Linked DNA regions of Mus musculus: region 2 is linked to region 1. A link is a loop called in an ENCODE intact Hi-C map of the cell type or tissue named here. Cell type or tissue: left cerebral cortex. All regions are shown on one strand. Each heading gives the region's core, and the rest is flanking DNA. Links, peaks and the distances in the headings are about the cores only. Region 1 overlaps Thnsl1 (threonine synthase-like 1 (bacterial)). Region 2 holds the start of Gpr158 (G protein-coupled receptor 158).

Region 1 (16,313 bases), core at 3,057-11,056:
TATCAGACTGCATGGCAAACTGGTTTTCTTTGAAATTTATACATGATATCCTTGGTCTTATCTCTGGATAATTTGATTCTGTCTGTAGATTATTTGATATCTATCATTGACTGGAAATTACTAATATTAATATTTGTGGGACCGTGGGTGTGGGGGAAAGAGGGGAGTGGGAGAAAACCCGCATCCTGCCAGAGTTCCATTGCTCTGGGTGGTGGAAGACTGCAGCATGCTTTCTAGTGGCCCCAGGTGGGTGTCTGGCTGTGTGAAGCCACTGACCCCAGCTTGGCGGATTGTGGACAAGGGGCAGTCCCAGGCACCAAGTGCCCAGCTTTGGGCATCCCATACACGGATGTGTAGAAAGGCAGGGGGGAAGAGAGAAGGTAGAAAGAGGGAGACCGACCACTGCCATGTGGAAAGAGGGGGGAAGGGAGAGAGAGAAGGAGGGCTAGAGATGAGAGTAAGAAAGGTGAGAGCTTAAAGAGAGGGAGGAGGGGGTCAAGCAGTTCCTTTTATAGTGGGCTGGGCTATCTTGCTGTTGCCAGGTAACTGTGGGGAGGAGGATATTTGGCTATAGTCAGGAAACTGTGGGGGCTCTGTGGTGTCAGGCACCTGTCTCTGGGAATGTGGCTCACTTTTCTGTCCCTTGTAGAGTTCTCTACTTGGTCGCTAGAGTGAGCCCCATTCAACCAAAATAGGTTGCCTATCATAGTCCCACAAATAGTTCTGTGATACTTACCAGAATATACACTTTGAATTTACCATAGATCTATTTCAGTAGCTAAGACCTGTGTGTGGATAGCAGAGGCTTACAGGGTTTTCAGAGTGGCTTAGATGAACAGGAAAATCTGAAAGAACAGTTTAGGTACTCATTGCATAGCTTTTAGTTTACCAATCTGCCCTCAGCATTAAACATACAGTTAAAAAAATTAAAGTCAGAGGTCATAATGAAAGATACTGCAATTGCTACTATTTGGTTATGTTGTCATTTTGTTTTGTTTTGTTTTTTGTTTTTCGAGACAGGGTTTCTCTGTATAGTGCACATTATGTGCCTATCTGGTTCCTATAGAGGTTAGAAGAGGTGTCAGATTCCCTGAAACTAGAGTTTATAAATGGTTTTGAGCCACTGTGTGGGCACTAAATCAAATCCCGGTCCTCTGCAAGAGCCAGTGCTCTTAACTTCTGAGCCATCACTCCAGCCCTGGATATGTTGTCTTTTATTGCTTGATGATTCAAATAACTTCAATACTGTTACTAAAATACATTTATATGATAAAATTTTCAAGATAAAAGCCCAGTATTTTAATTATTCAATAATAGATTTGGAAACATGAAAAAATTTTCCTTGTCATTTACAAATTTCAAGTGCCATTTTGAAATATTTATGCATAAAATTTTAAGATACTGTATGAAGTTAGGATTAACTTGAAATTCTTTTTCGTTGTAGACCCTGCTTTTTGCAAAGATCGACTTTGCCTCAGACTCAGTACACTCTTCGTCTGTGGTTCCTGTAATGGTGTGCTTCCACTTCAGTGAGTTAAGCACAGCACCACACAAAGCCAAATAAGGAAATGAAGTTTTCCTCTTGACAGGCCAGCTTGCTTGTAAGTAAAATTTAGAGTTAGATTTTAAAAAACGGTCTAAAGATTTTATTGTAAAACAGAGTTTAGGTAGTGTCAAAAGCAGTGAACTGTTGGAAAATTTTTATGAGTAAATATACCACTTAATTTTTGATGTAGTTTAGTTGCATACTAGTTCTATCAGAGAGTGTGTAAAAGGCCTCACTCTGTACCTATAAAGCTACATCAGTCAATTTAAGAAATGTTACAAGTTATTAACACAATACTTGATACCTGGCATGTTTTGTTTTAAAAATGAGTACATTTCCAAAGACGGGTTGGATCGGTATTGAAAATTGTAGATCATCTCGAGATGCCAAAGTGGTATCCTTTCAGCACTGAGTATCTTTATGTGTTTCTTGGCTGTTTATCTCAAGTCTAGAATTTAAGTTCAACCACTAATGATGCTGCAGTAACGCAAACAAGTGAGGACTTTGCTGGTTAATCTTTATTAATTTTTGTCCATTATCCATTCCACTATGGCCTTTTAAAGGCATCCAATATGAAAATATATAAACATGGTCCTCAGCAGTGTGCATATAGGAAGGGAAAGGGCGCACTTGGACTCAGTGTAGAAAGTCGTATCTTACGAGCAAGTGTGGTCATTTACTCCAGTCTTCTATTGTGGATTTTATGAGAAGTTAATAAATAACGATAGTCAGTTGACATGATCATAAAGATAAATTGAATATTAAGACTGTAGCTCAGCTTTTGTGAATTGCAAATGAGTATTTGTGTAACTACACATACTCTGTGTTATAAGCCAACAAATCGTAACCCAGTGTTTCCTACAGTATTTTTACAAGGAAAGGGGACACTAGTAGGAGATACTGTATTTTTTTTTGAGATACTGTATTTTTAAAGTCTTTCTGATAAGGTATTTTCTGAATAGTATTTCTGCTGTCTATTTGCTCTTTGTAATCCTCAGTCATACACTTCATTTTGAATCTCATTTTATTGGTGTCCTGAAATTTGAGAGGATATTAACCAATGCTGTTTTTTTTCTCAAAGAACAAAATAGACATGACAATAGCAGAGGGCCTTGGAGGGAGGAGGTGGGGGAGGAGGGGGTGGGAGGGAGTGGAGGAAAGATAATCAGAACGTAATAAAAGCCTGATGGAAATGGCACGATGAGGCTCATTGGTTACGTAATTAATATGTCATAGTTATAATACCTTGTTAAGAAGAATAGTGCACAGTATTTATTATAAGACTTTTAAAGTGTCCCATCGATTTGAAGTAATTTGAACATCTGTGTATTGAGTGCATGTATATATTCAGTTCTGTCAGGATGTTAGCAGTAATCACATGCCTTTTTTGTGTCTTAAAAAAGGGCTGAAGCCAACCCCTAGGTTGGCCTGGTCAGAAAACTGAAAAGAAATGCTGACCTTGACCAGATGTCACCATTTGAAACAGATAGCACAGGAGTGTCTTTCTAGCCTGCTGGTTAAAGTGCAGAGCCGCACACAGCTCCTGCTTCCACGAGCCTCTGCACGTGCAGAATCAGGGAAGTCATGGCACTCCACCCACTCTCTTGTTGGAGACAAAAATATTGTCCTGATGGGGCCGCCTGGTTCTGGGAAAACAACAGTTGGCAGAATATTAGGTGACAAACTAGGCTGTTGTGTCATCGATGTAGATAGTGATGTCCTTGAGAAAGCCTGGAATATGAGCGCATCTGAAAAATTGCAGGATGTTGGTAATGAGCGATTTTTAGAAGAGGAAGGAAAAACAGTGTTAAACTTGTCTGCATCTGGAAGTGTGATTTCCCTCAGTGGGTCCAATCCCATGCATGATGCTAGCATGTGGCATCTGAAGAAAAATGGAATTGTTGTATACCTAGATGTGCCTCTAACAGATATAATTAGTCGTCTGAAATCAATGAGAATTGATAGGATTGTTGGCCAGAACACTGGAGCATCTCTGAGAGACTCGCTGAAGCACGTAAGACTGTACTATAAGAAGTGGTACGATGCCCGAGTCTTCTGTGAGAGTGGGGCTTCAGCTGAGGAGGTTGCAGACAAAGTGCTTGATGTGGTTAAAAGATACCAAGACGTGGATTCAGAGACATTCATTTCAACAAGGCATGTTTGTCTTAAAGATCATGACAAGAAGTTTCCACCAAAATACTTCAGTGAAGCTGTAGTTGAGGGATTGGCTTCTGATGGTGGCCTCTTTGTTCCTGAGAAGGAGTTTCCAAAACTAAGTCCTGGGGAGTGGAATAACCTAATAGGAGCAACCTACATAGAAAGAGCACAGGTGCTCTTGGAAAGGTGCATTCACCCTGCGGACATACCTGCTGCCAAATTAGGAGAAATGATTGAAACTGCTTATGGGGAAAACTTTGCCTGCTCCAAAGTTGCCCCTGTCAGGCACCTTTCTGGCAATCAGTTCATCTTGGAGTTGTTCTATGGCCCAACGGGGTCCTTTAAGGATTTGTCTTTACAGCTTATGCCTCATATTTTTGCCTACTGTATCCCACCAGGTTGCAATTATGTGATACTTGTAGCCACTTCAGGAGACACTGGGAGTGCAGTCTTAAATGGGTTTAGCCATCTTAATAAAAATGATAAGGAAAGAATAGCTGTGGTCACATTTTTTCCAGAGAACGGAGTTAGTGATTTCCAGAAAGCAGAGATAATTGGCAGTCAGAGAGAAAATGGTTGGGCAATAGGTGTCAGGTCAGATTTTGATTTTTGCCAGACAGCTATTAGAAAAATATTTAATGATTCTGATTTTACTGGCTTTCTGGCTGTGGAATATGGAACAATCTTAAGTTCAGCTAATTCTATAAATTGGGCTCGACTACTTCCGCAGATAGTTTATCATGCCTCTGCATACCTTGAGCTTGTTAACCAACGGTTTATTTCTTTTGGAAGCCCAGTAGATGTCTGTGTTCCCACAGGAAACTTTGGGAACGTGTTGGCGGCAGTGTATGCCAAGATGATGGGAATCCCTATTCGAAAATTTATCTGTGCCTCTAATCAGAACCACGTTTTGACTGACTTCATAAAAACTGGACATTATGATCTAAGGAATAGGAAATTAGCACAAACCTTTTCACCATCAATAGATATTCTCAAGTCTTCCAACCTGGAGCGACATTTATACTTGATGGCTAACAAAGACGGACAGTTAATGGCAAATTTATACCATCAGTTAGAGAGTCAGCTTCACTTCCGGATTGAGAAGATGCTGGTCGAGAAGCTGCAGCAAGAGTTTGTTGCCGACTGGTGCTCTGAGGGAGAATGCCTCGCAGCTATCAGCACTACCTACAATGCATCAGGCTATATTTTGGATCCACATACCGCTGTTGCAAAAGTGGTTGCAGACAAGATGCAAGACAAAAGCTGCCCAGTGCTCATTGCATCCACAGCTCACTACTCCAAGTTTGCCCCTGCTATCATGCAGGCACTGGGGATTAAAGAACTCAACCAGACGTCGTCCAGCCAGCTTTACTTACTGAGCTCGTACAATGCATTGCCCCCTCCTCACGAGGCTCTGCTAGAGAGAATGAAGCAGAAGGAGAAGATGGATTACCAGGTTTGTGTAGCTGATGTGGATGTCCTGAAGAGTCATGCAGAAAAACTCATCCAAAATTGGTTTGTAAGGAAGTCTGAGTAGGGGTTTTTCTTGGAAAGGAGCAATAATAAATCTCAAACATTGATTTGGACTACAATAGCATTTGCTTTATTTTATGTAAATGTTTATGTGTGCATCTGATCTCTGGACTAAGAGACGGAGGCCAGCATAGTACCTGGAACCCTCTGCTATCATGCTTTATTTTCTGCACTTGTTGGTATGGCAGTTTCTCCTTTACCCAACACTTCTGAGTGGAACAAAATATCTGGTATTTAGCATAGCATTTACAAATATTTAAATGCAGTTAGGTGCTGCATATCTAGTCATTTAGTGTTTATTGAACAATTTGTGCTTGAGATAGTTAGCTAACATAGAGGAAGTAGTAAGCTCACTAGGATTAGAATCATCGTTTTTAACCCCTTTCAAATTCCATTTTGGACAATACTTGATGACATGTACACTGTCCAGCTAGAGATTTCGTGGCCCATTCACTGCTCTTTGAATGTCTGTAGTTAGTGCTGGTGAAGTTTGAAAATCAGGCCGATGTAGGATGTAGCAGTTGACAGAACTGTGAAGTAGTGAACACGGAAACAAAGTCACCTACTTCAAGAGAAAGGTGATCCAAGATTAGTAATGTTTAAGATGCTTTATTAAAGTTCAGTTATAGACAGCAGCTCTTCTGTATTATTTTTAGTCTGGTCCTATTTGTTTCACTTAAAAAAACATTTTGGGGTACCTAAATCCACACAAAATGGTAACTGTGTTTCATTTCCATTGCTGTGTAGTGACAGTGATCTTAATTGTGGTTTGTATATTTCCTGAGTATTTACTTTCTGGATTGAAGGGTGTGACTGAATGAAGACATGCAATGGGCTGCTCCCCACCACAAGATGGCATTCCTCACAGCATTTGCTATTGCCCATGACAGTCTGCTTCTGGTTACCTTTCAGAGAAATGTTCAACATTGAAATGATGAAAAAGGTTAATAGTTTTAATGGGCAATAAGCAATTTGTTATACAAGTTTTAAATTAAACCATTTACATGTTAATATCAGCTCTCTGGTTTTGCTTCTAAAATGTAGTTCTAGGGCTTATAATGGAGGCCAGGGATGTCCCTGTACAGTGCACAAAACCCTGGGTTCCATCCTTAGCACCTAGGAAGGTAGACGCAGTAGGAAAAGGTCATGTTTAGTCACACAGTTTGAGGCCAGCCTGGGATACATGAGGTCCTGTTTAAAACAAACAAACAAACAAACAAACAAACAAACAATACTTGAAACACTTTTTGTTAATAGAGACTCAAAGCTCTGTATTTGTGTACACATTCTATCATTTCAGAATATTTGTTTCAGTAGACTTAGAAAATTATCCATAAAAGAAAAAAATTATCCTAATGTTACTCTGCATATGCATGATAATCTACTTTAAAAATAAGGGGATAATGTTGAGCCTTCAATTTTGGACTCAGCAACTCATGAAAGAGCACATGAAGTCCAAGTGATGTACAACACAAAATAATTACTGCAAAATAGTGTGGGAATACATAAAAAGCCAACGCTGCATCCAGGTAGGGCAGAGTTTAACAGAAGAGGGAATAAGGTGAGGTGTCACTCATCTAAGCTCTCATCACCTGGGAAACAGAGGCAGGAGAATTGCGAGCTTGAGACCAGGCTGTGCTACATGGGAAAACTGTCTCTAAATGAATAGGTGAGCCAACAGAAGGGAAATACTGCTGTAAAGTAAGCAGGCTTCATAGTGGATGTAGGTCCTGAGGGTCAGCGTTTGGAAGTTAAGCAGTAGAGAGAGAAGACACTGTGACTTCCTGTTTCACTGGTTGTTATATGATTATTCTCTCAGTATCTAGATGGTTACCTCATGTCTTCATGTGGCCTTTGGGTCCCTGTCACTCTCAAGCTTCTCTTTTTTGTTTGTTTCATTTGAGACAGGGTTTCTCTGTGTAGCCCTGGCTGCCCTGGAACTCACTCTGTAGACCAGGCTGGCTGCAAACTCACAGAGATCCACCTGCCTCTGCCTCCTAAGTGTTGGGACTAAAGGCATGCATGGCCACACCTAGCTTCAGCTCTCCCTTGTAAAGAGTAGAGATGTTCACTTTCCTCCCATGTGACCTAGGATGCAGTCCTCCTTTCAAGGGCTAGTGTCCATGTAAGCCTTGTGTCCAGTGTCCTTCAACTCTGATAACATGCTTCAGTATGATATCTTGCTTCCTCCCTCTCTTGTTCCTTCAATGTCTCCAGGGATCCTGTCTTCCTGTGGTATTTACATGCTCTTTACATAGTTTAGCATTCATAGCAAAACCCACACGTCTACCTTCTGCATTCCTCCTTGCTCTAACCAAGACAGTGCTGCAAAGGCTGTAGGATTGATTCCACTTTCTTGTCTCCACTGTACAGTGAGTGGAGGTAGGTTATAAATACTGAGGTGCATGAGTCTCTGGAGTAAGAGCAGAGCACCACAGACATCTTCACCTCTGGCACCTTAAGAGGTACATATATTCCTCCCCCAAGAAGTAGCTATCCCAAATTCCATGTCTGAAGTCAGTTTCTTTTTTTCTTTAATACCAATTTTGCTATGTTTAGTTTACTATCTAAGTCACGTGGGAGGAGAGTGAGCTGAAGCTGGGTGTGGTGGTGCATACCTTCTGTACCAGCACTTGGGAGGCAGAGTCTGATGGATCTCTCTTGAGTTTGTAGCCAGTCTGTTCTACAGAGTGAGCTCCAAGGCAGTCAGGACTATAAAGAGAAACCCTGTCTCAAAAGAAACAAACAAGAGGAGCTGAGGATGATGGAGACCCAAAGACCACGTGAAGACATGAGATAACCATCTACATGCTGAGAGAACAAGCAAGTGAAGTAGGCAAGACACAGCATCATCTCTCTACTGCTTTTCTTCCAAAAGCCTGACTTGGTTTTGGTTGTTAGTTGTCTTAACTTTGTGAATCTGAAGGCTGGAGAGATGACTCAGCTGTCAAGTGCCCTGGCTACTCTTCCACAGGATACAGGTTTGATCACGGAGCACCCACATGGCAGTTCACAACCATCTATACTTCCAGTTCCAGGAGATGGAGTCTTCTGTCTGGTTAATGCAGGTACCAGACATGTGCACTGTGCACAGACATATATACAGGCAAATGTACACATGACAATTTTAAAATAAATATTCTAGGGGACATGATGACATACATGGGATCCAAATCTTAAAATTTAAGGGAAAGTTAAATAGGCATATAGGGGCTGGAAGGAATTTGACATAGAGTGTGGAAAGTAGTGTTCATTTTGTCTGAAACAAAGGGTATCTGGAGATGAAGCCAGGATGTCAGGCAAGATCTACAGGTTCAAACATTTCTGAGAGCTATGTAATGTGACTGAATGAGTTTAAGTTGAATACCATAGTCCTCTTTTAAAAGGTTGTTTTAGAAGTGTGTATTGCTCATATTCTTAGAGGTCAGAAGAGAGCATCGGATTCCTTAGAACTGGGCTTATGGATAGTTGTGAGCCACCATGTGGCCCTCTGCATGAACATGTCCTCTTGGCCACCTCTGCAAGAACATGTCCTCCATCTCCAGATCTCTCCAATACACACACACCCCATACATATATACATATATATATATTTTAGAGAGAGATCATGTTGGGAACTGGGTGGAGGTAGAGGAATTAAAACTTACAGGTACAGAGCCATTAGAAGGCTAGTACCTGGGCCAAAGCACACATCCTTTCTTCTCTGCCCTTCTCCTCTCTACATATGCTATTCAACCCACCCCAGCCCAGACCTCTTCGCCTGTCTTCTTTACAGGGGTAATCAACTTTTCTCTAGTTGTCATATTCCAGAAGTAGAAGTAGAAGTCTACACAACCATAGTGTATCCCTGGGAGACACAGAACGCTCCAAAACATCTCTTCCACTGCATTGCGTGCTTAAAGCAGGTGGCAAGCCCAGTTAGATTCAAGTTGTACATAAATAAGTTGCAGTTCCTGATGACTGGAGTAACAAAGTCACACAGTTCAAGAATTTGGACTTGGAGTCATCCATTTGGGCCATATTATATGCTCTACTAGTTATAATAAATGGTCATTTCAAGAGGCAGTCACACCAGGAAGATAGTTTTTTGTTCATGATTTGAGAATTCTATCACTAATAATATATAGACAGTGATGAATCCTGCACCTCATGGTGTTTGATCATCTGCCCTTTTTAGCACAAAATTCTGTCTCTTCTTGGTGAAAACATACTGGACTTATGTTCAGGATATACCTGAATTCATGCCATTTAATAACCTCTCTTTAAAGCTTCACCAGATGTGCTCTGTTGGCAAAGTCTTTGCTATACAAGATGAGGACCAGAGTTTATTTCCAGAATCTGTGTTTAAAATGCCAGAGATGATGGTGCATGCTTATAATCCCAGTACTGGGTGTTGAGACAGATGAATCCTGAGTGGGGTGTGTGTGTGTGTGTGTGTGTGTGTGTGTGTGTGTGTGCCGGACTGCCAGCCTCGTCTACTGGGTGAGCTTCCAATCAGTAAGAGACTCTACCAAACAAACCAAGTTAGACTGCACCTAAGGAAAGAAACCTGAGGCTGACCTGCCCTTCACATATGCATAACCACCCTCACACATAAACACACGTATACACAGACAAATGAACAGGATTGTACAAATCTGTCAATAATTATGAGCATAATTTTAAATAGCTCATAGATGTACATCAATATTTAATCCCTCCTCTACTGTTTCAATCTACTTATATCATTTCGATTATTCATGGCAAATTTGTTGAAGTGGAATTCTTAAAGGGCATGGACATTTAAAGCATGCATGTTATCTTCCAGAAAGGATGCTGAGATAGCCTTCTGCTTCCCAAGGCTTTGATGAGGAATAGTGTTCATCTAGGCCTCTGTTTCCTTGTGCAGCTTTTTCCTATCTTTTTTTTTTTCGTTTCTTTTCTCTCTATTGCTTCCTTTCAACACTTACATTGTGTATGTGACTATGGCTTTCTTTGTGTGTAATTAATGTTAACCAAATGAACATGGGTGCGGAGCCATCTGATGGAATGTGAGTGACCTATCACAGATCACACTCTGGAAGAAAAAGGGCTCTTCTCCCAGGAGACTTCATAGCCTTAGCCCATCCATGCTGAAATGTTGACTGGCTCCATCTTTTACAGTCACAGTAACACACACAAACTCTTCAGTGCAGCAGTCTGTCATATCCAGAAGACACTATTTTGTTCTTTACTACTTTCTTGGAAGTAAAGGGGGAAGTTTATGTTGACATGTTTTTTAAAATATATTTTAAAGATGGTGAGATGTGCTTGCTGCCAAGACTGTTGACCCAAGTTTGATTGCTAGGACTCACTTGGTGGAAGTGTGAGAACTAAGTCTTGCAAGCTGTCTTTGTTACTTCCACACGTGTGAGTGAGTGGGAGAGCTCACACAGAAATGTACAAATGAAGAAATAAATGGAATAAAACTTGTCTTAAATATTTAAATATTTAGTGATTAACAATTATACAAATAATTTTGAAGAAAAAAATAATTCTTTTACAAACCAGACCAGTTTAAATACTTTGTAAAATACAGTACAAACGTACAGGTATATTGACAGATAGGTTTGCCCAAACACCCTAAGAATTCTGCTAAAAGGTGGCTGTACTCAAAATTTAATTCTTGTGTGTTAGTTCCCACCTTTAGAGGTCTAAGATATTAATAGAAGCTGTTGTATTTGGGTGAAAAAAAATTGACAGTTTGCTGACTGCAAGCTAATCTGAGTTTTAAGCCAAGAAAGTAGACTCTTGCTCAATTTTTCAACAACTTAAAACAAGGTGGTTTTTATTTTTGTTGTTGTTGGTTTTTGTTTTTGTTCAAAAACCTCAAAGTCGTTGTCTCTGGAACTGTTGGCAGTTTAAGTACCATCTATGCAAATCTTCATACTTAGGACACATGAATCCCAGTTTTTCCTCTTATAAATTTAACCTGATGGTGAACACAGACTTTGAAGGTTCATTCACAGATGCCAATTACTTTTGTTTCTTTCTTTCTTTTTTTTTTTTTGGACAAGGGTATTGTATGTCAGCAGCAGGATTAGATCCCAGCTGACTACTAGGAGATACTGGTCTCTCATTCTGTTTGGCCACTCATATTTGATTACTCAGAGGAATCATGGGTAGAGAAAGCATGCATAATTAAACTGACAAACTCTTGTACCTTATTTTGACTGAAGACGTCTCTTGTGCTGCAGTAGCAAGCAGGGTGGTCGGAATCACAGCTTTCTAACCTTGCTCTTCCCTCTTGTCATTTCAAAGAAGTATTGGCAATCAATGAGACATCTCTCCACCAGGCCCCTATCCCTCTGCTATTAGAAAAGGCACCAGCAAGGAGAAGAAGCTAAGGTTATAATAAGTCCTTTCATTTGCAGGCAAATTTACCTTTTCTAGTACTTTTTGGTTATAAAAGGGAAGAAAGATCTTAGACTTCTGGTTTAGATTTTAGTTTTTCCTTTTCTTGAACACTTACTTTCTAGCCATCTTTAAAAACATTTTTGGGGGCATTTATTTATGTATATTAGTGTTTTGCTCATAGATATGTCTGTGTACCACCTGCATGCCTGTGGGAACCATAAGGTGGCACTGGATCCCTGGAACTGAGGTATAGACAGTTGTAAGCCACCATGGAGGTGCTGGAATTGACCTTGAGTCCTCTACAAGAGTAACAAATGCTCTTACCTCTGAGCCATAGCTCTAGCCCCAGTTTCGTCAATCTTAAAGACTACTTTTCTTTTCTTGCATGGTAGGTTTTGTTGTTGTTGTTGTTGTGGGTTGGGTTGATTTGGGTGTCCTAAAAGTAGCAATGGAAGCAGGTATTTCCGATGGTCTTTGCAGCATCCCTAGCCAGCATATAGAGCAGAAAGAATCACATACACAGTGGGACTGACAAGGCCTTATTTAACTACTTCATATCCCAGAGAGTACTCTCTTGGCCATAATAGTTGCTGTAGTTTCTACCTTTTACCTCTGGATTGCCTTACATATAATTTCTGAAGCATTCTTGCACCCCCTGCACCCTAACCCCACACCACAACAAAAATTGTATAACACTGTTGGCACAAATGGCATCTGCACAGTTCCCTTGCAAATCTTCTGTGGGAACAATTAGCAAAGTCCCACAGCTACATCTGGCTCTCCCATGAAACCGCAGGTCACAGAGGTGGCAGTAAAGTCAAGCAACATTAGCAAGAAAAGGAGGGAAAGAGTTGAGAGAGGATGTGAGAACTTTGAATTGGAAAGTGGAAACATGAACACAGAGGTAAAACCAGCTGAGCGTTTAGAGGCAGCTGGAGGAGGACTGTTGGAGACCCTCTCCATCCTGTCTGCACATGCCACATCATGTCTTTGAGTTTGAACATTCCATGAGAAATGACAGGCACAAGGCCGGTGGGCCTAGGTCCACATGAGGAAGAACAAGCCCAGAAACTGAGAAGCTCAAACCCTAGCCAGGGTCTTGACATCAAGCAGTCATGGCTGATGAGAAGCAGAGAAGCACAGGCTGTGGCTCCAACCAACAGCCAAATCAGATTGGATTTCATTTGTGAGCCAACGTCTCACAGAGCTGTTCTCAGCCCTTAGGACACTTCAAGTGGGGTGATCACGTGGAACTTACATGGCAGGCTGGGAATCAGGGGGGACACGATGGGCTTTTCCTAATCCATTCTTAGATGTTGGTCTCTAGTGGTAAAGGAATCTTTATATGACTTGCCCCAATGCCTTTTTGTTGTTGTTGTTTTGCTTTTTGAGACAGGGTCTAACTATGTAACTCTGGCTGTCTTGGAACTCACTGTGCAGACCCAGCTGGCCTTGAACTCAGAGACCCATCTGCCTCTGCCTCCCAAGTGCTGGGATTCCACACTCCACTCAACACCCCCATGATTTTAAGAAAAGATCAAACTACATTTCTTTCTGTTTTAGTTTTTGTTTGTTTGTTTATGTCTATGCATATCTGCATGTGTGTATGCACATATTCATTTGAGGGCCCAATGGGGCCAGAAGAGGGCTCCTAATCCCCTATAGCTAGAGCTGTAGGTACTTGTGAGCTGCCCGAGGTATGTAGTGGTAATCAAACTATTTCTCTGCAAATCTGCATTTTTAACTTGACTTGATTTAGAATCCCTCAGGAGATTGGTGAGTCAAAGCTCCGGATGCATGTGGAGGCCTGAGTGAGAAAAGATAACTCATCTGAAGTATAATCAGGAGAGACTAAGAGAGAAAAGTAGGGAGCCAGTATCCCTTTCTCTCTACTTTCTGAAGTGCTCTGCTACACACTTCTCCACTGTAGACTGACACCTCTGAAACTGTGACTCAGAATAAGTGATTCCTCATTCAACTTTTGTTTTCCTCAGGACTTTGGTCACAGTGATGAGAAAAGTGATGAATACACCAATAGGGTAAATTATGAAGTGTATTTATGTCTCATCTATAAAATGAGGATAATAAAGTCAAAAGATTGTTGGGAAGATTATTGTAAATCATTAGAAGACACTCCATGCACTATAGTTGAGCTGTTTGTTTTCTGGGGCATTTTTGCTGTTAACTACCAGTCACGAGCAAGGAACTCAGGATTGTTAGGGAAAACTTGAGAACAAGTACACATAGTTTTGGGAGATGACCATAGAACTGGATTTGAAAGTCTAAGGACCCATAGGTCAAACCCAAATGATAAGAATGAATGGGAAAGATAAAAAAGCAAATGAAACAAGACATTAGAGGAAGACAATTCTATCCACTAAGGTGTGGAAACACAGAGTGAGAAGTATCTTGGAAAGACCAGCAAGGGAAGCCGTGTCATCCGAAGAATCATGTGATGGGAATGCCAGGAGCCATACAGAGGAGACAGTGAAACCCAGGATCAGATACCTGCAGTTGTGCAGAATGTCTCAAGATCACAGTGGTGTCAAAAACAACAAAGGGCACTCCATAAAACCCAACCCTTGACATCAGTGATAACATGCGTGATTGCAGAGCTGCCCCAATAGTAATGGTTTGCTGGGCCAAAGTCCAAGCGTAGCCCTGAAGAGACACACTCACTGTATCATAGTTGTCCTTCAAAGTGTTCGGATTTGGGAAGCCGAGCTGAGAGGCCAAATAGAGATGTGTCAGGTTCACAGAATGGTGGAAGTAAATGAACGGAAACAGAGCTATGAGGTGGAGTTTCACGGCTTTAAGGGATAGTGTCTGCAAAATACCTTGCTTTCAGTTGGAGCCTCAAAGTAGCTTGAACTAACCACAACCCTTAGTAGTTTCACAGAAGTTTCAAAGTCAGTTTTAGATACTTTATTTAGAAAGCTAGAGGTGTGTGTGTGTGTGTGTGTGTGTGTGTGTGTGTGTGTGTGTGTAGGGAGTAGGGAAGGTTTTATTTAGCTTACACTTTCACAATATAGTTCATCATCAGCTTAAGCAGGGCAGAAACCTGGAGTCAGGAGCTGATGCAGAGGCCATGGTAGGGTGCTGCTTCCTGGCTTGCTCCTTGTGGTTTCTTACTGAACCCAGGCCCACCAGCTCAGGAAGTGCTGGGCCCTCCTCCATCAATCACTAACTAACTTGTGTCAACTTAACATAAAGCTAGTTACATTTTTTATTCTGTGAAAAGAATAATTTGAGGAAAGTTGACCTCTTTGTAATAATTGCCTTTCTGAACAACACTGGAGATAGTCCACTTATTCGGATAATCCCAGAAGGCAGTTTTACAATGTGATGATTTTTTCCCTGCCATTGTGTCTGCAGGCTTTCTGTTACTTTTACAGAACATCTGAGGTAATCAACTTCAACAAGAAGAAGCGTCTATTTTGGCTCCTGTTTTGGAGTGTCCAGACCATGATCTAATCCCATCTCTCATATTATACCATGGTGAGAGGGCAGTAGGAGGCATTGCTTACCTTCTGGCCAAAAGCAAAGCAGCAGGACCAGTCCTGCAGACTCTTCTGAGAGTAAGGCTCCAAGGACCTGAATCTGACTATTCTCATCAAAAAGCACTGGTACTGCCTAGAGCATAGAGGGCTCAGGAGGAAGCTTTTGGTGTTCGGGGTGGTGGGTGGGGTGGTGAGTGGGGTAGGGGGTGGAGGAGTAGGAGAGTAGAGGGTATGAGGGTGTGAAGGTGCACTGGGGAAGAAGCCTTTCATACACAGGCCACACAGAGATCTTGATGTTGTATGTCAGGCTAATCTCTAGATATTTCACAGTTCACACTGCGGATGTAAGTGGTTGCTTGGATATAAGTAGTTATGTGATTGTAAGTGGCACGGACAAAAGAACAGTTTCATAATTTGATATCCAGTGTCGCGTCCGCTCTCGACCAGCAAGAACGACACGAGCACCAGTCCTTCTAACAGCAGTTTATTCAGCAAACTTCAGTCTTCCTCTCTCTCTCTTCATCTTTTTCCTCATCTATCTCCCTTCATCTTTCTCCCTCTCTAACCCGGGCCTCTCACTCTTATATACTCTGAGTCCCCATCTACTCACAGCAGTCCACGTCACCTCACCAGGCACGCAGCTTCAGCCAATCAGGGCGGCAGGGGCATGTCTCCACCAAATATGGACTTTTTAAACCACCAGCATCATGGTGCACCTGTGCAGCTCTCACGATGGTCGTGGCTTATTTTCAGGTGTAAGAGGAAGTCAGGTGCAAGTCATAAGACTTAGCTGCAGTCCCGGGTGCCATCTTGGGACTGCTGCCACACCCGCTCCTCACAATCCAGCACCAGTGTTAAGCTTTCATATCTTTTGGGTTATTTTTCTAGATAGATAATTATATAAGCTCCAAATTGTAGTTTTGTATCTTTCTTCTCTTCTCATTTTGTTCCTCCAAATGTCAGCTAGAATCTCTAGGACGATGTGAGACACTGATATTAGGTGTCTTTGTTAGTGGTTGGAATTGGATCCCTGAGAACCAGTGGGACACACACACATGCACACACATACACACACTAAATGAAATTTTAAAAATTTAAGAAATAAAGCTTCAGATGATGAAGACTGACCTTTCACTCTCCCGGGTCCTGTGGAAGACCAGCTGATGTGACCAGATTGTATGGATACATTACTACGGTCCTTT
Region 2 (16,313 bases), core at 2,823-10,822, 150 kb after region 1:
GGCTTCTTGTATGTTCATGGGCATCTCTTTCTTTAGGTTTGGGAAGTTTTCTTCTATAATTTTGTTGCAGATATTTGCTGTCCCGTTAAGTTCAAACTCTTCATTCTCATCTACTCCTTTTATCTGTAGGTTTGGTCTTCTCATTGTGTCCTGGATTTCCTGGATGTTTTGAGTTAGGACCTTTTTGTATTTTTCATTTTCTTTGATTGTTGTGCCCATGTTCTCTATGGAATCTTCTGCACCTGAGATTCTTTCTTCCATATCTTGTATTCTATTGCTGATGCTTGCATCTATGTTCCTGATTTCTTTCCAAGGTTTTCTATCTCAAGAGTTGTGTCACTTTGGGTTTTCTTTATTGTGTCTAATTCCCTTTAAAGGTCTTGGATGGTTTTGTTCATTTCTAGCACCTGTTTGGTTGTGTTTTCCTGTAATTCTTTAAGTGATTTTTGTGTTTCCTCTTTAAGCACTTCTACCTGTTTAGCATTGTTCTTCTGTATTTCTTTAAGTGTGTTATTAATGCCCTTCATAAGGTCTTCTACCAGCATCATGAGATATGATTTTGAATCTGAATCTTGCTTTTTGGGTGTTTTAGGGTTTCCAGGACTGGCTGAAGTGGAATCGTGAAGTTCTGATGATGGTGAGCAGTCTTGGTTTCTGTTCATAAGATTATTATGTTTGCCTTTCGCCATCTGGTAATCTCTGGTGTTAGTTGTTATAGTTATCTCTGTCTGGAGCCTGTTCCTCCTCTGATTCTGTTAGCCTTTGTTAGCAGTCCTGGGAGTCCAGCTCTCTTCTGAGTGTCAGTGGTCAGAGTACTCTTTGTATGCAAGCTCTCCTTTTGCAGCGAAGGTACACAGAGGTCTGACATTCAGACCTGCCACCTGGCTGAAGATGAAGGCCTGAAACAGGGCCTGACCCAGAAGATGTGTTGCCTCTGCAGTCTGTGCGCTCACCTGCACAGACTGGTCTTTAAGGGACCCAGGACCCAAGATGGCTCCCTCACCTGCTTAGGTGGTCAGAGCCCTCCCAGGTGGTCACCTCTCCTCTGGCGGAGAAGGTGCCCAGATGTCTGGAGGCCTAAACGGGGGTCTGTCCCAGAAGCTGTGTTGCTTCTGCCTTTCCCAGAAGCTGTGTTGCTTATGTAGTCAGCTTGCTCACTCTCCACAATCTGTGAGCTGACCTATGGAAACTGGTTTCAGAGCGACTCAGGAGACAAGATGGCTCCCTTACCTGTTCTGGAGGTCAGATTCCCTCCTGGGTGGTCACCTCTCCTCTGGCGGGGAAGGTGCCCGGATATCTGCAGTCCAAAACAGGGTCTGTTCCAGAAGTTGTGTCACTTCTGCAGTCCGAACTCTCACCTGCACACACTGGTCTCAGAGGGACCTGGGACACAAGATGGCTCCCTCAGCAGCTCTGGAGTTCAAAGCCCTCCCAGGCGGCCACCTCTTTTCTGGAGGGGAAGATGCCAGGATGTTTGGAACCCTAAACGGGGTCTGTCCCAGCAGTTGTGTCACTTCTGCCTGTTCCAGAAGCTGTGTTGCTTCTGCAGTCTGCACTCTCACCTGAGCAGACTGGTCTCAGAGGGACCCCGGACACAAGATGGCTCCCTCGCCTGCTCTGGAGGCCAGAGCCCTCCCAGGCAGCCACCTCTCTGGCGGGCAAGGTGCCTAAAGAATTTTAAATAAGTTTTACAGGTTTTCTAAAATAGTCACTGAGGATATTACACTTAAGTCTTTAGATAGTTAAATAAATGCAAAAACATGGAATATTATGATAAATTCAAGAGAAACTCTATGTGTAATTATTGCCACATGTGATATAACAGACTAATAAACTGAAGTTACTTCTACTTAGCATAAGAGTATGTGTTTCAAAGCAAAATTTAAGCAAAAACTCAGATATTATGCTGGCTAGTTTGATGTCAACCTCCCACAGGCTACAACTATCAGAGAAGAGGGAATCTCAAATGAGAAAGTCCTTCTGTAGTATTAGCTTATAGGCAAGCCAGTATTTCCTTAATTAGTGATTGATATGAGAAGGCCCAAACCACTGTAGAGGTGCCATCCCTGGGCAGATTGATGGTCATGGGTTCCATAAGAAAGCAGGCTAAGCAAGCCAAGAAGAGGAAGCCAGTAAACAGCATTCCTACATGACCTCTGCATCAGCTTGTGCATCAGGTTCCTGCCCTGTTTTAGTTCCTTCCTGTCTTTGTTTGATAATGGATTATGATGTAGAAGTGTAAGCCAAATAATCTATTTCCTCCAAAACTTGCTTTTAGTCATGGTGTTTTATCATAGCAATAGTACTCCTTACTAGGACAGATATGAACACAGAAGTTACTTATAAGTAAATACAAGTCAAATAACTATTTTTTGCATAGTTGTAAAATTTTTCTTGGAAACCATGTACAGCAGCTGAGAAAACTGGTTGCTAACTCCTATTCCAAAAGCCTTCATCCCTGGCTCACTGAGCAGAATTCTTCTCATGAGAAAAGAATAATTAAATTCATCATCTTCTCATTCATTCATTAATTATCAAGTGTATAATGAGAGCCTACTCTGTGCCAGCAGTGTTCTAGATATTCAATGTACCACCATGACCATGGTGTTTTGTCTCGTACATCCCAGCACTTAGATATTGCTATTACTTGATTTGGATAGTGCTCTGTCTTAGTCAGGGTTTCTATTCCTGCACAAACACCATGACCAAGAAGCAAGTTGGGGAGGAAAGGGTTTATTCAGCTTACACTTTCATATTGCAGTTCATCACCAAGGAAGTCAGGACTGGAACTCAAGCAGGTCAGGAAGCAGGAGCTGATGCAGAGGCCATGGAGGGATGTTCCTTACTGGCTTGCTTCTCCCGGCTTGCTCAGCCTGCTCTCTTATAGAACCCAAGACTACCAGCCCAGGGCAGGTCCCACCCACAAGGGGCCTTTCCCCCTTGATCACTAATTGAGGAAATGCCTTACAGTTGGATCTCATTGAGGCATTTCCTCAACTGAAGCTCCTTTCTCTGTGATAACTCCAGCTGTGTCAAGTTGACACAAAACTAGCCAGTACATGCTCCAAAGGTTCCTTCATTAGAAGCTTTGTTTTCAGTGTGAGGTGTTAATATGGTAAAATTTTAAGGGATGGGATCTAGTAGAAATAGAAGGCAATTGGTTTGTGGGGGCTCTGTTCTCACTGGTGGATTAATGCTTCATGCTGAGAGTTAGTAAGTCATTAAAAACCCTGTTTAGCCCTTCACTTGATGTTTGTCATCATGCCAATTGACCCCTCTCTCTCTCTCTTTCTCTCTCTCTCTCTCTCTCTCTCTCTCTCTCTCTCTCTCTCTCTCTCTCCAATATATTTCTGAGCATCATACTGTCTTCAGAAGGCCATTACCAGTCTCCCAAATCAGGGACTACCTGATCTTGGACACCCACTGTACAAAACTAAGAGCTAAACAAATTATTTTTCTTTACATATCAGTTTACAATGCTAGAAACACAGAATAGCCTAAGGTATTTTTTGCTAGAACAAAATGACATAGTACAGTAAGTCTATCTTGGACTGGCATGAGTGACATCTTTGTTAGTTGGGGACTAAAATAAACCTGGGATTTTCTGCATGTGTCTTCTTGAGGAATTCAAAAGTGGAGGCACATTTAGAAAGTGCAGATTCAACAGGGAAATGCCACAGGAAGCTTTGAGAGCTTAGGGGCTCTCCCAATTCTTTCTGGAGCTGGCACATCTCTGGAGCCCTTCCTTGAAGTCTGAGATGTTTTTCATGAATTCCAGCAACTCACTGACAGTGACTTTTTATCCCACACACCACAGATTCACTGTTTTGCATCCTCATTCTCTCACAGTCTACAACACGCAATTCTTGATCATGTCCCCTCTCCACACATCCTTTTTGTCAGAGCTCCCCTTCCATTCTGGCCCCGAATAAGAGAATCTTTAAATATGACATTTATTTTTCCTTGAAGCTCGGCCAGTAGACGTCTCCATTACTCTCTAACAGCTAAGACTATCCTTGGCAAGCCAGGTTTAATCATTCTCTTAACCAAAAACAAGGAAGAGAATTTGATAATTTGCCTAAAAAATGAGCAGATGCTAAGAAGGACACATTTCCATCCTACGTTCCCTCCTCCCCAGTTTCAGTCAGAAATGAAAACTACTCTCTTCTCCCTCTTTTCCAGGCAAAAGAAAGGGCTGATTTTACTAAGCAAGCAAGATGCCAACAGCCTCCTCCTCCTCAGTAGTCCAAGTTTCCTTCGCTTTCAACCACCAAAAGCGCCACTTCTCCCCTATTTCCCACCCACTCCTTGCCACCCCTGAAGGTTTCCGAGTCATCAGGGAACACGAGTGGGTGAAAACAGCGCCGCCGCCTCCTCCTCCGCCTCCTCAGTGCGCCTCGGGTTCAGCACTGGACAGCTCCCGCCCCAGCCAACAAATGGCAGTCAGCTGATTGACAGAGGCGCCGACCAAACAGGGCACAAGACGACTTGAAGCCGCCCTACAAGGGTTTGGTTGCGGCCAAGCTGTCTCTTTAAACTGCTTTCATCTGAGAGCAGAGAAAGGCAGCGCTGTGGTTTGTGGCCAAACCTAAAGGCTCTAGTTAATCAGCTGCCTGGCTGTCTGGACTGCAGACACACGAACGTCTTCAAAGAAAACCTTGGTTCCTTGGGACTCGCCGCTGAGCTCGCGGCTTGGATCTGTGTGCGCGCTTCCATCTCCGGGCGAAGCGGTCGAGGAGGGGCCAGAACTGGGAGGCGGGAACGACCTGCCAAGGGTGAGATGATGGAGCAGCATCTTTGGTGGCCGCGGTGGCAACATCAGCTGCATCAGCAGCATCAGCATCAGCTCTTGAACACACCTCAATGAGAGCGGCGGTGGAAGCGGCTGAGCAGAAAGACGTAAGCGGGCTAACTATAGCTGCTGGGGATGTAACCTGTTTGGCTCAAGGCTGCGAGGTGCGTAATCCCGAGCCGACCCATTGTGGAGCCGGGCGCAGCCAGCATTGCCACAGGTGATTTGGTCTGTGACGGCAGCTGAGCCAGCTGGGCCAATTTCAAAACATTCTTATTTTAAAGTCCATCTGGACTGGGCGCCACCTGGAGAAGAAGGAAGCCTCCCCTCAAAAGTCTTACTGATGATAAATTGAGGACCAAAATTTACAAAGTGACTCCTCCGGTTATCGCCTCTCTTCTATGCTAGACAGATGGGAGCCATGGCTTACTCTTTACTCTTCTGCCTCCTGCTCGCTCATCTGGGATTGGGAGAGGTTGGTGCCAGCCTCGACCCTCCGGGACGGCCAGATTCCCCTCGAGAGAGGACTCCGAGGGGGAAGCAGCATGGTCAGCAGCTGCCGCGAGCCTCTGCCCCAGACCCCTCTATTCCCTGGAGCCGCTCCACTGACGGCACCATCTTGGCACAAAAACTAGCCGAGGAGGTGCCCGTGGACGTGGCCTCTTACCTCTACACTGGGGACTTCCACCAGCTGAAGAGAGCCAACTGCTCAGGCCGCTACGAGTTGGCTGGCCTGCCGGGAAAGTCACCGTCCCTAGCCAGCTCCCATCCTTCCTTGCACGGGGCGCTGGACACTCTGACACACGCCACCAACTTCCTCAACATGATGTTGCAGAGCAATAAGTCTCGGGAACAGACCGTGCAGGATGACCTGCAGTGGTACCAGGCTCTGGTGCGAAGTCTCCTGGAGGGTGAGCCCAGCATCTCCCGGGCGGCCATCACCTTCAGCACCGAGTCGCTGTCCACGCCCGCCCCGCAGGTCTTCCTCCAGGCCACCCGCGAGGAGAGTCGCATCCTGCTGCAGGACCTGTCCTCCTCCGCTCACCACCTGGCTAACGCCACTCTAGAGACCGAGTGGTTCCATGGGCTTCGGCGAAAGTGGAGGCCCCACTTGCACCGCCGTGGCTCCAATCAGGGGCCACGGGGCCTAGGCCACAGCTGGCGGCGCAGGGATGGGCTTGGAGGGGACAGGAGCCACGTCAAGTGGTCCCCACCTTATCTGGAGTGCGAGAATGGGAGTTACAAGCCTGGGTGGCTGGTCACGCTCTCTGCTGCCTTCTACGGGCTTCAACCTAACCTGGTCCCGGAATTCAGGTAGGGAGAGGGTTGGAAAGGGCACACGCAGAGTCATCCTTTGGTTTTGTAAATGGCCATCCTGGGGAAGCACACTTGTCTGCCAGTGAGACTTTAAGTCTTCAGCCTTGGAACTGAACTTCAGACTAAGGGATGCGGAGGCAAGCTCGTGTGGGGAGGGGTGAGAAGTGCCCGGGTCTGTCTACTTTAGGCACTCATGGAAAGCCTTTCCTTGCTGTGCAGTGGTGGTGGCGGAGGGTCAGGGGACATAGCAATTGGCCCCAATCCTTCCATAGCATAGGGGGAGAAGATTAATGGTGGTGTCCCCGAACTTTGGGCCCATCAGACAGAGTCAAGAGCACCAGGTGTGTGTGTGTGTGTGTGTGTGTGTGTGTGTGTGTGTGTGTGTGTGTGTGTGAGAGAGAGAGAGAGAGAGAGAGAGAGAGAGAGAGAGAGAGAGAGAGAGAGAGACAAGGAGTGAGAGTTCCTTGAATCTGCCACTATGGTGTAGCCTCTGCCCACTTCCTGTGAATGTAGTTTGGAGCGCAAGCCTGCTGTTAGTCAGCTACCAGAGCGTGTAATTAAACCTGTGCCATCCCCTGGGCAGTTCTGGCCACTCAGCACTGAGTCACTCCAGGATCAGCAGCAGAGCCTTCTCCAGGATCCAGACTTGGCAGTTTGGTCAGAATACTCCCACTGGCTTTTCTCTTCTTCTAGGCATCAGCTTTCCTTCCTGGTGTCTTTCTCCTCCTATTCTCTGTTAGGCACATCTGAAGGTTCTCCACTAGAGTTGGGGAGGGAGGAATCAGTCTTACCCAAACAGAAAACTGGAAAGAAACTTCAGTAGCTCTCCTGATGGTGTCAGAGGAATGCTAGCACTCTCAGATTAGAACTGTTGCCCTGCAGCTTTGGTGAGGAACTTCTAGAGGTAGCCTCTTAGAAATGCATGCAAGGAAAGCACAGAAAGGAGGGAGGGGGACTGCAGAGAGGGTTTTGGAGAGAACTAAGGTTGATGGGGTTTTCCTCGGGCCCCTGATGGGAAACTCTGTAAGGAACGGGTCAGGGGTTGGAACTGATTTTTTTTTAAAATAAATATTTAAACTTTTTGGAACTTGGAAGAAGTGAGAGAACTGTCTCTGTCTCTCTCTCTCTCTCTGTGATATTTTATTTACTTCAACTTTAGCATTTCAGAGACAGAATACCAATATGCTGGAACATACCAGGGCAAGCAATGGGTAGGAAACCCCAGAAAGAAAAGCATTGCCTTTTTACTGTAGAACTGCCTCAGATGAGCTGCCTAGCCTCACTGGGCCCTGTGTACTTATCTATCAACTGTCAGGATCGAAGTACTTTGTCTTTAGAGAATTATACAGCCATAAAATCCTGTAGCCTTTAATGCCTGCAAGCTTGAAAAGGGACAGATGAAGACCCCTTCCTTCTTTGTTTCTACATGAATTCCCCCCGCCCCCCCCCCACGTGTGTTTATGATTCCTTTATAGATCCTATCTTAAACTGCAGCAACTTTCCTACTTTCAGGACAATCTCATCTCCTCCTGATTCTGGCAGGATCCTATTAGTAAGCTCTCAGATCAGCTTTGAATCTTTGCCACAGCATTTTCTCAGAAGAAGAGGGCTCAGCAGATGCCACTTAGAGCCAATGAACCATGGCCTTTAGATGATCCCTTTTAGAGAGTCTCAGGATTGACCCCCTCTCCCTTCTTTTCTCTCTTTCCTTTTCTCTTTCTCTCTTTCCTTCTCTCCCACCCTCTTCTTCCTGTTCCCCATATTCCCTGACTGCCTCTCTCTCACCTTTTGATTGATGTTAGTCAATATGCTACATACTTGATGTTACACTCTGTGCTAACTGCTTGGCATAACTATCTTGGCAACTTTTCCCAGCAGTTGTCTGAATTCTGTGTTATTGTTTTCTATATTTTCTGTAAGGGGATCTGAAACACAGAGTGGTTAAATTTTATTACTGATTGCATAGTTATTAAATAAAGTAGTTCAGATGCAAGTTTACTTTGTGCTTTTAGCTAGTATGCTGTTTCATAAAGATGACTTAGTAAACTGGGAAGGTATTTCATTTGAATGAGATTATTTCTGACGGCCAAATATGGGATGGGAGGAAGACCATTTGGATATAGAACTCTCTCTCTCTCTCTCTCTCTCTCTCTCTCTCTCTCTCTCCCTCCCTCCCTCCCTTCCTCCTCCCCCTCCTTCTCTCTCCCTTCTCTGTTTGACTTCCTCTCTTTGCCATCTTCTTATTTCTCTCCGACTCTGCCTTGTTTTTCCAACTCCCCCCTCTTTCTCTCACATGTTGGGGATGTAACCTGGGCACAACACATGTTAGCCAAGGGTTCTATTATTGACTCACACTACCAGCCCCTAGAATATCTTCTCTTATAATCCAAAAATATGTTGTTTCAATGTACCCAGTACTTTCAGCCAGCCAAGGCTGAAGAGGCAAAAGGATTCAAGCTTGTGAGAAAGACATATTCCTTGAGTATGCTCACTAAAAGGTTATTTCTTTAAATGCATCTGTATTCACCAATGCTGTTAGCTAACCTACAAAGCCAGTTGTGTGCCTGGCTGCCTACAGAACCTGGTCTGTCTCAGAAGATCCACAAAAAGCAGGATCTATGCCACTGTGAGCACTGCCTGCCCCACCAGTGGCCTCCTGTATTGAAGATGTAAAGAGATGTTCACTGTGGGAACTACAAATCCATTAAAGGGATTAGGTGTTGTTTCCCAAGAAGACAGAGCTAGACAGATGTCACTTATCCAAAAGTCGTACATATTGTTTGTGGCAACAACAGAACAGGGCCACAGACTTCCTTTCAGAGTTTAGAGATAGGCATTAGATATATCTATGGCATGTTTCTGTAGCTCCATGGGTTGGAATTGGAGTAGAATGGGAACCCCTTTTGCTAAATGTGTAAACATCTTTCTGGGGGTAGCTAGAACTGTCTGGTACTTAGGACTGGAACAAGATATTGAAATGATTGTATATATATATATATATTGTTATTTTGTACTGATGGTTAAACCCTGGGACTTTCATGGGCTAAGTAAAGTGCTTTATCGCTGAGATACACCCTTGTCCAATGAATTCTTCTTTTCCTGATGAGATGAAAGGAATTCACTAATTTAGTTTTATCTCATTTTTAAGTTGAGGAAATTGAGACACCAGGAACTAAAGACATTTCTCAGAAGTGGTACAGCTCTTCTGTGGCAGTTTAGCATCACATAGCTGGGTCACTATTAGTTGAACACTTATATTGTGGGTTGGATGCTATATCTGAACCACTGCATTTACTTCTTAGAACTCTTTAGTACTTACAATGTCAGGAAAGTTGAATAACATATGTAAACTGTGAGCTGGTCATTAGAGCTCAAATCAAATTTCTATCATCCACCCAGGATGCCTGTTCAGTCTCTGAGTTAGCACAATGCTCTCAACCTCTTCTTCTCCTGTTGTTGATTTCTCATTTTTTTAATTGTTTGTTTGGAAGACTGTATTTGCTATTGTTAATATATTTTCCATGAATAAGAAATATAAGTTTATTCTTGTTGGCCAGCCAGATAATCAAGTGTGTTATATAATGAAAAGACTACTATACTTGAGTTAGTACTTTGTTTCAGTCCTGCTTTTGTCTTAAGCTGGGCTGCATGACCGACCTGTCTGGAAACTAGTTTCTGCATCATTAAAATGTAAAATGGGCTTGATGATCTTCACATGTCTCCACACACCTGGGATAGCAGTCCTGAAGTGGCTTATCCAAACATTGGCTACGACTTTGGAAATGGGTGATAGAAATAAGTTCAGGGCCTTGGAGAAATGATATCACCATGCCATCATCATGTGCTCTGATAATGCATAGAAACATCCAATCAATATGTACAATGCTAGGATTGTAAACTAATGGAAAGGAAATTCCATTCAAAATAAGACCAAGTGTGGTTTGAGTTTCCTGCTCTTGAAGGAGCTCTGAAATATATCAAAACCCAGGATTGAGTTGTTCTACAGATTTCTAACCCCAAAGCACCAGCACATTCCACTGAAGATTACAATGTTTTCAGATCTTGGGGCTCTATATCTACTCTCTAAAAAGCTCAATTTTCAATTTACCATTATAGTTGTCTATTAACTATCTAGAAGAAGTATTTCCTGTGGTCCTAGCAAATCTTGCCATTTTCTAGAAAATATGTTTGGATATAGAAGTGAGACAAACTGCTAAATAAATTACAAGAGTGGACACTTTCATAATTCTCTACTCTCTAGGGAGGGAAGTAGTTCCCCCTCCCTACACTGATTATGCAGCCTTAACTTTTACATGAGCCAAGTGTTATTTTTAACTTCAGAATGGTTCTGTGGGCTAGATGGTGCCTAAGGGTTGCTTTTGTTTTGTTTTATTTTTGAGACAGGGTTTCTCTGTGTAGCCCGGGCTGTTCTGGAACTCACTCTGTAGACCAGACTGGCCTCAAACTCAGAAATCCACCTACCTCTGCCTCCCAAGTGCTGGGATTAAAGGTGTGCACCACCACTGCCTGGCAGATATTTTCTTTATTTATATTTCAAATGTTATCTCCTTTTTTTCCTTAAAGACTCCCCTTTCTAGCCTTCAATGACTTTGTCTTTTATGGTTATATTTTAATGTTCCAGCATGCTTAGAGGTATGTTGTTGATGTGATTTTGTGCCTAGTTGGTCAGCAGTATCAGGGCCCAATCGGTTTTGTTTGGTTGGTTTTTTTTTTTTTTTCTTTAGTTCTGTTTGGTGTGTGAAGGGATATCAGAGCTGAATACAGCACATTGCAACGCTGGGACCACTGACTGGCAGCTTGAGAGTTGCTATGCATAACTAGGAAGCTCACTGTTATTGGGGCTATGCTTGAAAGAGTTTGAAGCCAATGGTTATTCAGCATCACCTCAGTGAGATAATGGCACATACAGTGGTGAGGATTTCTTTGTTGACCGTTTAGCCTTATCTGACTTTTAGCTTTTAGGAACAATTCTTTCCATGTGCAATGTCTACTTCAATGAAGCACTTGTTCATTTAACTAGAGTTTATTCCTATAGGAAAAACCTTGATCTATACAAACATTTAGGTGGATTGCTACTCCATGAAATACCCCCTCACCTATATGAAAGATATAGCATACTGAGCCAGAAACTACAGAAGCTTTCAGAAAAGATTAGAGAAGTATGCTAGAAATCTTTCCCAAGCCTCTGGCCAAATATTATAGAAAAATACCCTAAACACTGAGGAGAACAAATGTCCACCAAGAGACTCAGTGAGAGAAATCAGGCATGTCTCATATTTCTGAAGTGCTTCATTTTTTAAATGCAAATAAACATTTCTTGCACACAACATAATGAATTTTGGTTATTGATAATTGAACAGGATTCCTGTATTGAAGAATATTTCACTCTATTTTTGTTTTTTAGTTGCCTGGAACAGAATGAAGAATTTAGCTTTCCAGAAAATACTTGGTGCCTCAGCCGATTATGTAGATCAGGGTTTCTTAGTCCTGGCACTATTAAAGCTTTGGGACAGATGACTCAATTCTATGGGGCTCCGTTTATTAATTTTTAAGTCTTTAGCAGCATTTCTTGTCTCTACCCACTAGACTGTGGAGAAGACACCTTAGGTTGACAAACTGTCTGTTTGAAAGCCACTGATATAGATGACATATGCCATCCTAAGGTGATGATTTTTTAAATGAGTCAAGGAGTCTTATTATATGTGTATATACATAAACACAGGTGTGCATGTATTTGTGAATGACTATATATGTGCATACAGTGATAGGTAGGTTTCTTTAGCCTACGTTTCTACTTACTCAATTTGAATATGCAATTATAGAAGAACATGAACTGAAGCTGGGAAATTTGATGATCAATGAAGTATCAGTATACACTTATATAATCACAGGGCTCAGTTTATCTCAAAGATTCCATGCAGATTCAGTTGTTAAGCATTGCTTTCTACTTATATGTTATATATTCAACATTTACCATTAAAAGATGTAGTTTGAATGGGTAGTATGTGTGTTTATATGAGTGTTTGGGGGAACAGATGACTGTGACATAGAGGGGAAGGGAGGAGAGAAGGTTAGGGAGATGAAACAACTGGAGATGAGTAAACAGATGAAAAATGATCAGTACAGGCTATGCCACAATGATCAGCACAGGGCACATAGGATATTGTTTGACTGAGAAATGTGAAATTTGGCTGAAACTGAACTATTCTTCCCTAGAAGGTAGTTGAGGAATAGAGCTCCTCACAGAGATTTCATGATTATAAAGATAAGTTGATCTTGCTTTCATTTCAGAACTTCATTTCAAGAAGTTAGAACTATTATTAGGCTAACACAGAGCTTATCTCATTGAAGAAACATTAATATCTTAAAATAGTTAGAAACTATTCTGGGCTGGAGCTGCTGCTCAGCGGTAGAGCTGTTGCCTTGCATGTTCAAGGACTGGTGTTGACCTCCAGCAGTAGAATATATATTCTCCTGTAATCATTTGCCTCTTAAGGGAACTGCTCAGATGACCTGTGTCCTAGAAGTATGAGGATGCTTTGAGCCTTTGCCTCCTACAGGTGCTTTGCATATTTCAGAGACATAGCATGGAATAGTGTTTAGGAAGAAAGATTGAGAATTATAAGTCTAGGTTTGAATTCAAAAGTTTTCAGTTCACTTCTGTGTGACATTGGGCAGATTATGCAATCTCCTTTGTGGTTCAGTTCCTTTATGTAAAAGGTGTAAGAGGTAGGATATCCTTATTATTAACAATGAACAATTGTCTATCATATCATATCATATCATATCTATCTATCTATCTATCTATCTATCTATCTATCTATCTATCTATCTATCTATCCATCCATCCATCCATCCATCCATCCATCCATCCATCCATCTATCTATCTATCTATCTATCTATCTATCTATCTATCTATCTATTTATCTATCTATCTATCTATTTATCTATCTACCTACCTATTTATTATCTATCTAATTATGATCTTTCAATCATCCATATTTAAGAATTTCTGTTTGTATTGCTATTCATTTTTAAAATACTATTTTAGTTAATATATACTTTTTAGAGTTATAGAACATATATGATGGTAAAGAAATGCTGATATTGATGACTTTTTTTTGAGAATAGGGGTACATAGTTAGCAAAAAAAAAATTAAAATTAAAACTCTTGATGGAAACAAGTGACAGGAAAACAGTCCCCTCCCATAGTGTCAGGTATATGACACATTGTACCCCTGGCTCCCTGACTCAAAGGAAATGAATAGGTGAATGGGATTAATAATGTCTGCACAGAAGAGTTGGAACCCTGAGAAAAGGGCAAGGAAAAAGTCTTGTTAAAGAGATGAGCTTAACTGAGAAGTGAAGGACAGAAGGAGACGTGGCCATGATGCATAAAAGAAGAAGCACTAACTCTTAATGTCATTTGCCCAAGAGCAGGTCTGACTTCTCCAGAAGAGTTTTGGTATCTTCTGTTCTAATCTAAGAGAGTCTAATCCAAGACATAGTCCTGAACAGAGGCCATACTCTTTATATATGAACTGCATAGGAAATATGGTAACAAGAAATGAGGAGCTTTTGTCTTAACCAGTCTTTCATAGGCGTCTCCTGAGAAAACTATTTTTTGATATTATTGACTTTGAACAGTCTACAAAGCCACAATAGCTCTTATAACTCTAGACCTATATATTGCTTCCAACAAGGGTAGGGGTCAGGGTATTGCTCTTAACACCTTGCTTCTTCCAGAGAATAGTCTTAGATTTGATGACCACCTCTGTCCTTTTATGTTGTTTTGTGTCAGAGTGATGAATGGTTCTACAAAGGAAAAAATAGGAAACATGGTGAAATCAAAGCTGTTTATCCAGCTGACCTTGTAGCCAGGAATTACATGGAGAGTTGGAAGCACAGTGAGATTGATTGCAATGTTTTGCTTTGAAGTCAGTTAAATGTAAACAGCTTGAATATACAGTTTGTGAGCAGAATGAACACATAGTTGTACATGATCTCAAAGCACATTTGGGTTGGGTGAAAGTTGGATCTGTAATGATAAGCCGTTAACAGCCTTTCTCAGAGAAATCAAATTCCCACAAGGAGCAAGGAGTCTTGGGTCATGAATTTCTTGAGGGAGAGTATCAACAGCAAAGGCCCTCAGACAGGACTGAGCAGAACATGCTCAAAGAAGAGAAGGAAAGACAGTGTTGCTGGCCTATAGGCAGGTGGGTAACATGGCACAAGATAATGTAAGTTACATTGAAATTGCTCATGAAGGATCACAGTGTGGCAGTGATACATAAACATGCAAAGTATATGTCCCTGCTCATTGCCTTAGACCTGGGATCTTGGGTTTTTCCATTTTCTCTAATAAAATTGCAGTGAGAGATTTAGCTGCTTCTATGGGCCCTATTGTTGAATGTGATTGTGGGCATTAGACAATTTGAAATGTAGGGGAAGTACAAATTAAAAATCTAGAATTACTTTTAAAACACTGTTTGGCGTATTTGTTTCTTCCAGGCTCAAACCTGTAAGATAAAACACTTCTTTTCAGACACAGAACCAGAGGATAAAAGGAGAAGTCCAGAAAGGAGACACAGGATCAGGCTGGGATGGTATCATACAGGTCCCTGCCCTCCTTCTAGCTGGCCAGTCTGGTCACTTGGTTGACTTCCAAAGCGAAGTCTAAGACACTGAGGTAAGGGGCTGCTTATAGAAGAGTCAATAAGATGCAGAGAGCCCTGATGTGAGACCATGAGCCTGTAAGTCATGCATTTGGAGAAGGTAGTGTCTGCATGGTAGGAAAAGATGTTTATAATGGTTGACTAGTGAAATTAGAGTTCCTCCTTTGGGGGGGGGGGAGAGTGGTCTTAGTTTCATTAATAAAACAATTTAACTTAAATGGACTTAGATGGAAGCTCAAAGACAATTTCATTTGAGCTTAAAAACCCTCAGGTCAGGCAAGCTGCAAACTTCAGCATCTGCCTGGATGAGGAGAACAGAAGAGGGCAGTAAAGCCAACAGCATCATGCTGTGTGAGTTACTACATGGCAGTAGGGAGCCACATAGTGAGGAGAGTCTTAGAGAGAAAACATGGAAGCTCAAACGTTAAAAAGAAGCATATTTAAGTTCTAGCCAACATCCAAAAGAAAAAGACAGGACAAAGAAGAAAATAGTTGGATCTTTTTGAGTCAGAACTCAGAAACATGGGCACACCCAACACACCTCATGGCAACCTCATGTAACTTGAGGACTGCATTGGCAGTGGTAATTTTGGAAAGGAAAAGTATTATTATCTTATTAAAGGAATAATTATTTGCCCATCTCTTTAATATGGCTTAACGTGAACATTACCTCCTAAGGGTGTTTCTTCCTGCTGGATGGTTACTTAACCAGATCATTGCCAGTCCAACTGGAATGTTAGGTCTCCACCCTTGGCAGAAATTCTATTTACTTGACCAGGAGATTTCCCTTAATTGGACTTTATTGCTATTCTAACAGAATAACTATTAATAATAGAAGATTGACATAGTAGGTTTTAGCAGTGAACCCTCATTATTAGTTTTTCTATTGCGGCCAACTGGGTTAGCTCCTTTGCCTGCTGTGAAAAGTTACCATGTAAAACTGACCTCTAGACATGAAGAAGTGCTGTGTGAATTTAAAATCTGTACATGTTGTTATGTACATGTGATTTGACTTTAAGACCCTATAACTAAATGAGAGAACAAATGAGAAGGCAATATTCTTAAATATGCCTTCGATATTGCTAATATTCACAAAAATGGCAAATTTAACTAAATCACCATGGAATTTCAAGCTGTGGGACAGATGTTGCATATTTTAAGATAGACTACAGTGTTTACACTTGCTTTTACTGACACACTATGTCTTCTTGGTTTTTTTCTTCGCACAACTCAAAAAAGTATAGCTTTGGATGCATTGTGTAACAGTTCTGGACCTTATTTTCCTTATCTATGAAGTGAGAAAAGGGTCCTCTCGCACAGGGCGACTTGAATTAAACATGGTAGTGCAAGTGACATCTGCACACTGAGTAATAAGTGGCCATAGCCAGTGATGCAATAAGGAACACTGTAGGTGTGTTTGTTAAACTGTAGCTCAGAGTTATTTCTGTGAAAATAGCCACAGAAAGAAACATTAGTCAGCTCCCTCTGTAAAGGCAGCAGACTCAAA

Evidence for each region. A loop is a pair of places that touch in the nucleus more often than their neighbours do. Peaks named below come from ENCODE experiments on the same cell type or tissue, not always from the same donor. Only the 100,000 strongest peaks of a DNase experiment are listed, where the experiment ranks them.
Region 2: a loop joins it to region 1, with 2.6 times the contacts of the local background. A loop is called at or near these places in 3 of 42 quality-filtered maps.

Annotation. Positions count from the first base shown.
Region 1 is chr2:21,208,441-21,224,753 of GRCm38, forward strand. It overlaps Thnsl1 (threonine synthase-like 1 (bacterial)), which reads left to right. Exons shown (of 3, transcript NM_177588.2): 2 at 1,445-1,601; 3 at 2,950-6,569. The coding sequence starts at 2,997. The coding sequence ends at 5,240. Among named protein-coding and RNA genes, the nearest start is that of Thnsl1, 11 kb to the left of the region's middle. In left cerebral cortex, for the core only: a CTCF peak has its summit at 6,085 (motif pointing right); a DNase peak (open chromatin) is centred at 6,108.
Region 2 is chr2:21,363,052-21,379,364 of GRCm38, forward strand. Gpr158 (G protein-coupled receptor 158) reads left to right here and starts at 4,516. Exons shown (of 11, transcript NM_001004761.1): 1 at 4,516-6,106. The coding sequence starts at 5,205. In left cerebral cortex, for the core only: a CTCF peak has its summit at 6,958; DNase peaks (open chromatin) are centred at 3,827, 3,971, 4,468, 5,489 and 3 more places; H3K4me3 peaks cover 5,595 bases; H3K27ac peaks cover 3,319 bases.